Regions from separate parts of the Homo sapiens genome. Here region 2 is linked to region 1. A link is a contact called in ENCODE Hi-C or POLR2A ChIA-PET data. All regions are on one chromosome and are shown on one strand. Each heading gives the region's core, a stretch centred on a gene start or an enhancer-like site at or near the end of the contact. The rest is flanking DNA. Distances are from core to core; before and after follow the strand shown. Region 1 has its middle 78 kb from the start of MAN2A1. Region 2 overlaps MAN2A1 (mannosidase alpha class 2A member 1).

Region 1 (4,538 bases), core at 520-3,019:
AAGCCAAATATCTCCATTTTGTTACACAAGCTTCTCCAGTTCCATGGAGCCAGACTGACAAGAACTGACAGGTCACTGGGCCATCCTGCTGCCAACTGGCAATGTTTAGGAGGCTATGTGGGATGATGGAATCAACAGAGAAATTTGGGATCAGAGGACTCTGGGGTCAAATTTCTGCCTCTTACTGTTTGTACAACATTGAGTATGTTACTTACTCTTTCTGGGCCTTGATTTTCTTTTCTGTAAAATAGATCATTATAAACTTCCTCTTGTTGTGATGGTGAAGACCAAATACGACAAAGCAAAGTCCCAAGCACAGGATAGGTGCTCAAATATAACTAGTTCCTTTCCCCTGGGTTCTAGAAAGATTCTAAAGTATACAATGAAGATGAATTAATCAGACCCCAGGATAGGAGACAAGAAGAGTCACATGGTCAATATAAGACGAGGAAGGTTAGCACTTGCTGCACTTTAAGGCACAACACGAGTATTCATAGATCACCCACACGGCCCTCTACTGAACCACGGGGTGACTACGCTCCTGTACTGTGAACTGGGTATGGGGCTTAACTAAACCTGCTGCACACCCTGGGGCTTAAGGTTGTAGCTCTCCCTCCCATTCCAACAGAATTGGCTTAAGATGGAACTGAGGCAGAAGTAAACCTGCAAAGGTAGGCCATCAGTGGGCCCATGAGTGAAACACTGGCAAAGACAGAGGCAGGGCAGGTTGAGAAGATACTTTGAATGCTCAGATGAAAGTCCCATCTGGGTGAGAGTCAAAGCCATGAAATATGCTCCAAGAGGGAAGGATGCCCCAGGTAGCCAGGCTGGCAGAATTTTTACATCCAGGGTAGAAGGAACACGTGACTGGCCTTGTGGTGAATGGCTTGCCGGGGGCTGAGAAACTTAGAATCTCCAGCTGGCAAGGACTCTGGAAGGTCATCCGGCCCAAGGATGACCTTCCGGAGCCCTTGCTAGCTGGAGATTCTAAGTTTATTCAGTTCTTAAACCTGCTCTGGACCTAGCACTACTGTATAAGAAGCCCCCACGTTTGAACTAGGCCAAATACTTAAATCTACAGGTGATTCTTGTGGCCTGGGGTGAGGGCAAGAAATTCTATATTTCAAACAAGCTCCAAGGAGATACCTACACTGCCAGTTCACAGACCACATTTTGAGTAGCAGTGTCCTAGGCTGACTCTCTGACAGATGCTTGAATCTTCTCTACTGTACTTCCATCAAGAAATCATTAGACGTACGCTTGATTATCTCCTATTAAAGGAATGTCATTTCCTCTGATGGGGTTCATTCAAACTTCATCCCTTCCAGCTGAACAGTTTGTGTGCGTATGTGCATTTCCTAAGTCCCATTATTAAGTTTTGCAGCCTAGTCAATCCTTTGGTAGCTCTGGCAGAAAATGCTTACTTATGTCTTTACACCATTTATCACTTTAAAGGTTATAATGTTAACTTAGGTTTTCGGTAGAAAATACAGATGAATAAAGGGAAACATTCAGAATATCCATAATACTACCAACTAGAGATACCTGCTGTTGAAATATTGGAGTGTTTCCCTCTAGCTCTTCCTTATTTTGATCTAAAATCTGATTCCTGTGTCTTTTCCTGGCAAAGTGTCACAGAACAAAGCTCAGCGGGGGCCTTTTCTCTGACAGCTTAGGACAATGGCAACAATTCTCCACTGGCTGATGCAGGACAACCGGCCTTTCCCACTAACCCTGTGGCTCCCGCTCCTCACAGGAGCAAAGTTTGGGCAGAGATGACAGGGAAGAAAACCCAGGCCCACTGGGTGACGATGACAATGCTGACATTGAGCTGGGGGCTGTTTTTCTAGTCATCAGGATAGCTTTACAATGAGCCATTCTGTTTCTTTTGCTTGATACTGCTTGTCACCAATAAGTAAACATTTTAAGAAGTCTGTGACCACCAAACAGAATGTTTTTCAGTGGGCAAAGTAGATTGGCTCATGGCCAATTATTTCCTCACCCTCACTCAGTTTCATTAGTATTATGATCAATTGAGTGTGGACTCTTGCGTTAAAATGCCTGCATTCACATTCTGGCCCCATCGTTTATTACTAACTCTGAAACCTTAGACTAGTTATTTAACCTCTGCTGCACCCCAGTTTCTCATCTTTAAATGAGGATAATGCTACTACCTACCCACAGGGTTCTTATATGGATTAAGTGTGTTAATATGCCTGTTGCTGAAAACAGTGTCTGACTTGTGGAAAGACTGAAGTAGATGATATCTAAAATGCATGCATACATAAACAGCCACAAAGTCAAGCTTAATGGTTAAGATATATTGGGATAAGGAGATAAGCTCGGTACTTATTTGCATATTTTAACCTCAAGAAATAATTTGGTAGGAAAAGGCTACCAAAGTGCCCAGAGCTAGCTGTGATAATGAATCCATTCTGCCTCAGAAGTCAGGACCAAGCTTGTTATCCACAGCCCCAAATCCAGCTCCCCTGGAAGGAGCTCAGTGGTCAGAACAGTGCAGGGGTCCATAAATGTTGGGCAGGAAGGACTGCTGTGGCCACCTCCTTTACCATGGCTGGGCTAATTCTGCTTAGTAGGCAGCCTTAGAGATGGCCCAGGATACACAGTGAGAGACTCGGGAAACCAGTTAACATTTTTGAGTTAGTACAGGTTCACTAGGACAAGCCGTTGAGGATTTCATGTCACTCCCTCTGCGTGCTGCTGAGACCTCTGGCTGAGCAGCAGATGCTCCAAGTCTTGAGAGATGTGCTGAGTCCCCTGGGAGTCACTGGCTCCTCTATGGGCAATTAGTGCATTACTACAATTATAGCTGGTTTTCTAGGAAGCCACTAAATGGCACCCTGATGACTAGAAAAAGATAATTTTCAACCCTATATACCTAACTTCCTATTAGAAAATTACTTAGACACTAGACACAATCTGGCACATTAATTAATAAATTCGTTTCTATGTTTCCTAATCCAGACTGTAAGTAGTTTACCCCATGCCCTGATCCTTGGATTTATAACCCTTTCTCATTTTCTCCCCTTTATCCATCCCTTTATTTTTTAACAGCTTGACTGAGGTATAATTGACACACAAAAACTATATATATTTTAAGCATACAATCTGATAATTTTGACATACAGATGTTCCTTGGTATCTGCCTGGGATTGGTTCCAGGCCCCCACGAGGGTACCAAAATCTATTCACTCATGTCCCACAGTGAGGCTTTTGGAACTCACATAAAGGAAAAGTCGGTCTCCCATATGTACAAGGGTTTCTCATTCTGTGAATACTGTATTTCTGATTCAAGTTTAGTCGAAAAAAATTGACATGTAAGCAGACCCATGCACTTCAAACCCATGTTGTTCAAGGGTCAACGTACTTTAAATTGTCTCTAGACTACTTATAATACCCAATACAATGTAAATGCTATGAAAATAGTTGTCATACTGTACAGGTTTTGATTTGTATTATTTTTACTGTTGTATTTTTTTTATTGTTTTTTTCCTAAATATTTTCGATCCCTGGTTGGTTGAATCCATGGAGCCATTTTATTTCAATCCCATGGATATGGCTGGTCAACTGTATGTCATCTGTCATCAACACCAAAGTCAAGTTAATGAACCTGTCAAGTCCATCACCTCCCAAAATTTTATCATGCCCGTTTGTAATCCTTCCTTCCTTCCTTCCTTCCTTCCTTCCTTCCTATCACGGTCTCAGGCAGAATCCTAGTCAATCACTAATCTGCTTTCTGTCACTATGGATTAGTTTGCATTTTCCAGAACTTTATGTAAATGGAACCATATCATAGGCACTCTTTTTTTTTTTTTTTGTCTTAGTATACTAGCTAGGACCTCCAATATGATGTTGAATAGAATATGAGTGGCAAAACCAGAAATCTATATTTTGTTTCTGATCTTGAGGGGAAAGCATTCAGTCTTTCACTCTTAACTGTGCCTTTTTGATAGGCTCCATTTTACTCCTTGTTTGATGAGAATTTTTTTAAAAATCAGGGATACTTGATTTTGTCAAATAATTTTTCCACATCTATTGAAACAACACAGAATAGGTTCATTGAAAGGGTTCATGACTTGACTTTTGAATGCTTTAACCAAGCTTGCATTCTTGGGATAAACATCACTTGATCGTGACATATTATTCTTTTTATCTACTATTGGATTTGATTCACTAAACTTCTGTTTAGAATTTTTGCATCTATGTTCATGAGGAATCTGGATTAGTAGTTTCTTTCAATGTCTTTGGTTATGGTATCAGAATAACATTCTGGCAGCATAGAATGAGTTGGGAACTATTACTGTCTTTTCAGTTTTCTGGAAGAACTTTTATAGAATTGGTACTGTTTCTTCCAACAGTTTGTAGAATTCACCAGTAAAGCCATCTAGACACAAAAATTTGGGAAAGGGGATTGTCAGGGAGGGGGGACTTTTAATTATTAAATCTACAAATATATGACTATATAGGTTATTCATTTCTTCTTCTGTGAAGGAATATGTTGTCTTTCAAGAAATTTA
Region 2 (4,538 bases), core at 1,488-3,987, 240 kb before region 1:
TTAATAAATGTCTGTTGAAGTAAATCTATTAATTTAATAAGCAAATGCAATATAAATAAATGAAAGAAGAACACTAGAGAGGAAGGGTGGAGTAAAAAAGACAAAGAGGAAGGAGGAGAGAAAATGAAGAATAATACATTGAATCATAACATTTGGAGGTAAGTATCTGTAGCTGAAGACTGTGGGGCAGATTTGTAGATCACACATTTTGGTAGGTCTGTATGGTATTAAAATGTTTTTTTTTTTTTGTTTTTAAGCCAACTCTTTAATAAAAAATTCATAATAAAAAAGCAACCTCAAAAAACCCAAAACACATTTTTTGTTTTTTACCCAAGAAACTGGAAATCTGTGTCACCCTGGGCAGGCATTCAGTCCTATTGTGGAAACAATCAGCTGGAGCTGAGTTGTGGGTCTTGGTGGGATATGTCCTCAAGTTTACTGTAGATCTTCTGGTCACCTAAGTATTTACCCTTAAACCTGGTTGATCTCCCTTATGCTGTCACTTTTCTAAACCATATAAGTATTTAATATTTTAATCTGATCTCTCCCAATTTCTTCTCCTTATATTTAAAGGTACAACAACACAATTTTAACACTTGAACACTTACAGGGTTCCTAGCTCAGTGCCTCATTAACCAACCAGTAGCAGGAAAGGGGTAAGGATAAACCGTCAAAGAAACAAATCCTAAAGCCGTCAATGCCTGTTTTTAGTCCATTTTCTGCTGCCATAACAGAATACCACAGACTGGATAATTTATCTATAAAAGAAGTTTATTCAGCTCACAGTTCTGGAGGCTGGGAATTCCAAGAGCATGGCACTGGCATCTGGTGAGGGCCTTCTTGCTGCATTATCACATGGTGAAAAGGCAAGAGAGTGCAAGAGAGCTCATTTTTATAACAAAGCCACTCCTGCAATAACTAACCCATTCCGATGATAATGGCATTAATTCATTCATGAGGCAGATCCCCCATGACCCAAAAGCCTCCCAAAGGTCCCACTCCCAACATTACCACAATGGTAGCCAAGTTTTCAACACATGAACTTTTGGGGGACACATTCAAACCCTGGCAATGCCAAAGAGATGAATCCTATTTTCCATTTCTATTGGCTTTGAGGATGATTAGCATAAATGATGGTCAACCTCGTGCAGCCACAGTCCTCACTGGACACCTGCACATATTACACAGTGGATATCATCCAAGTCCTTGTTTTTACTGACTCTCTGCAGAATTCTCTGAGGACAGGACTTACTTCCACTTAGTCAGCTCGGGATTATTTCCATGAGGCTCTGTCATGCTCAGGGCTTCCCATTAAAATCTCTTCCTATTCAGGGAGTATCCCCCTACTTCACTTCCCTCCATCATTATTTTAGATATTTGAGTCTGAGTTGAAATTAAGAACTCTTTCTAGAAAATTCAAGTTACATGGTATTAACTTTCATCAATTAAGTGTCTTTTTAATTATTTTCACTAGACATTAAAATGTATTTTCTCTTCTCTAGTTCATTTCTTATTTAAAAGAAACCATTAATTGAAGACCCAGAATCTATACTTGAGTAAAAGAAAAATTTAATCAACATAAAAACATTAAATTAAATTTAAATCAATTACTATCCAAGGAGTTCTGAATGGGAATAAACAAATTATTTCACTTCTAAGTCAAAGCTTTATAGATTTGATGTGAAAATTTTTATTATTGCAGTTAACAGAAGTTTTATAGATTAGTGTCAATATAAAGTCATATAAGCGAGAAACTTTTTCAGGAGGAGCAAAAGACAGTAGCTGTCAGCACTCAGACAATGATTTTCCTATGCAGATTTAGTCCTTAAAACTAAGCTATCTTGTCAGTGATTGATTTAAAATATGAGTCTCAAGAATGGTATGGCTCTTGACATCTAAAGTGGATACTAATTCTTTTTTCTAAAATATTCTAAATACTGGAAGAATTTTTGCTTTAATTAGCTGTTGCTATTTCATTCAATCAACTAGTATTTTGTTTAAAGAATGTCTACCAAATATAAGGACAAATGAAAATGAAGGCAACAAGTCCCTGGAATCTAGTAGGAGGAATGCAACATGCATATGAAGACAAGGTAATAGGCAGAAATTGCAATAAATACAGTGGCAAAATGTACTCTAACAGCTCATTCATCTATGCATTTCGATATTCATTCATATGACATATATTAGGCATGTCCTCTGCCAGGAACAATCCTAGAAGCAAAGAAAGGCACATTCCCCACTCTCATGGAGTTTATGGTCCAAAGGAGGGGAGAAGACAGGATCAAATAATCGCACACTTGCAGGAAGGTGAGATGCACAGTTTGGAGGCAGCATAGGGGAAGGGCTTTTAACCTGGTCCAGAAGCAGCTGATGAAGTAAGCACTAACCGGAACTATCACCAAGAGTCTCTAAGGCAGAGGATAACAGGCCATGTGCAAAAGTGCGGTGGGGAGGAGGGGATGGAAAGTACTTGGGACTTAAAGGAAACCAGTGGGCCTAAAGCAGACACAGTAAAAGGCATGCCAATGCCAATGCCTAGGGGACATGCAGGGCCCATATCATGAGGGGCTCTGGAGGCCGTGGTAAGAAATTTTGACTTTTATACTGATAGCAATGAGAAGATATCAGAGGGTTCAACAGGAAGCAATAAAGTTAGATGTGGCTTTGAAAAAAAACAAAAAAAAAAACCATTCTGCCTTCTGGGTTAAGAACAGACATACGGCAGAAAGAGAACAGGGTGGATGTGTATAGGCTAGACCCAGGAAATACAGGAAGTCACTTTAGATTAGGGTGGTGGAAGTAAAGAAGATTATAAATTTGAAATATTCAGGCAATGAGATAGATAGGTGATGGCAATTACTCTGTGAGAAAAGGCTGATGGGGAGAAGTGTCTATCAGGCAGAACTCATGTCTGTCTTGGAGTTGTATGGATGGCGGTGGCTGTTGACTGGGGGGAACACTGAAAATGGGCCAGGTTTGGGAGAGAAGAGAGATTATGAGTGTTTTGGATATGTCAAACTTGAGGTGTCCTTCTAAACAGAGAATATCAGGAAGCAATTAGATAGATAAATCAGGAGGTCAGACACAAGCCTAAGTTGGAGATATGTATTAGTGGCTTCTACCTGTGTGGAAGATGCAAACAAAACCAGAGGAGTAGAAGAGATTGCCAAGGGATAGCATAAAAAATAAGAAAAGGAGAAGGCCAGGGGACATGCTTTGAGAGCTCTAAGATTTAATGGCTGAGTAGAGAACTATTAGAGAGATAAAGAACTGCCAGACAGGTAGGAGGAAAACCAAACTGCATAGCTCCATAGAAGCCCTGGCAAGGCAGTATTTTAGAGAGTGACAATGGCCAGTGCCAAATACTGCTGAAAGGTGAAGTAAGATGACGAAAGTCAATATGCACTGGATCTACTGACATCGGAAAGAGCTCTTTCAGAATATGATGGAGGCTAAAGCCAGACTGAAACAAATGGATTGTGAGAAGGAAGTGATGAAATAAACTCATCTCATAAACTCTGACTCAATTGGGTAGGAGAGAAGAGGATAGCAGCTTACAGGAAATGGAAATAAGAGTCTGAAGGAAGGCTGTATTCCATTTCTACTTTTAATAGAAGAAAACAGAGTGTTCAAAAGCTAACAGAAAGAATCTCCCAGGAAGTGTTGGATATGAGGAGCAAGGGAGAAAGAGAGAGGGAGAGAATGAACAGTAAAAGGATGCTGAGGTGGGTGAAGAGAGTAAGTTCCAAGGACAAGTGGTGGGACCTGCCTAGGATGATGGACTGTAAAGTGTCTTTTAAATGTAACAGGAGGAGAGATGGGAAGGGTGGGAGTAGATGTTAGATAACTGGAACAGAGAGCCCTGTCTAATGGCTGTTCTCTCTATAAAGTGAAAGGTACGATCACTGGCTGAAAAGAGCAGAAAGGACTTGCAATGGTCAGGTGCAGAAAGGAGAATAGAGCAAAAAGAAAAAGCCCATGCTCAGGGCTATCCAAGGTGGGTGGATCAATAACTTACGGAGAACTCTGAAGATAACTTTGCCTGAACAAGCATATCGTCAGGTCATTCAGGTCCAGCTGGGCTTTTGCCAGACCATTCAACACAGAGTACTAGATTTTTGCTTTGAGGAGTAAACCTCATAGAAAACCTACATATAAATACATTTTCAACTGAAGAGTCTAAGACTAGAATAAGTACACTAAGATTTCAAATAAATTTTACTAAGATTTCAAATAAAGTTTACCAAATTTAATCTCCTAAGTATATGACTAAGTTCTATTCTTTAACTTTTATTTAGCTCAATTTTTCAATTCTTATGTCTTTCAAAATAATTTCAGGAATATTTACCCAAAGTGATTTCCTGTCATTATTTTTTATCTACATAATAAGCAAACATAAAAAATAAAAAGACCTAAGTGCAAATCTTACACGATATTTATAACTGAAGTTCTCTTTCTGTGAATGTGGGCCACATCTACTATAAAGAAATCTCAATATTGGAAATGATTTTTAAAATTTTAAAAGTGGAAAGTCA

The links. Hi-C counts contacts between places; a loop is a spot of excess contacts on that map. ChIA-PET counts read pairs that join two places held with the same protein, here RNA polymerase II (POLR2A).
Region 2: a map of A673 shows a loop between it and region 1 (2.4-fold over the local background). The contact joins two enhancer-like sites. A Hi-C loop is called at or near these places in 1 of 168 maps with a recorded cell type or tissue (A673). POLR2A ChIA-PET finds 5 or more read pairs at or near these places in 4 of 52 experiments (CD8-positive, alpha-beta memory T cell, H1, HEK293 and 1 more).

The regions. Positions count from the first base shown.
Region 1 is chr5:109,609,927-109,614,464 of GRCh38, reverse strand. No RefSeq gene overlaps it. Among named protein-coding and RNA genes, the nearest start is that of MAN2A1, 78 kb to the left of the region's middle. Within about 2 kb of position 1,769, at least 2 of the 41 ENCODE cell types and tissues checked have a DNase peak (open chromatin) inside an H3K27ac peak, as active enhancers do.
Region 2 is chr5:109,847,855-109,852,392 of GRCh38, reverse strand. All of the region lies in intron 19 of MAN2A1 (mannosidase alpha class 2A member 1), which reads right to left. Among named protein-coding and RNA genes, the nearest start is that of LINC01848, 33 kb to the left of the region's middle. Within about 2 kb of position 2,737, at least 2 of the 41 ENCODE cell types and tissues checked have a DNase peak (open chromatin) inside an H3K27ac peak, as active enhancers do.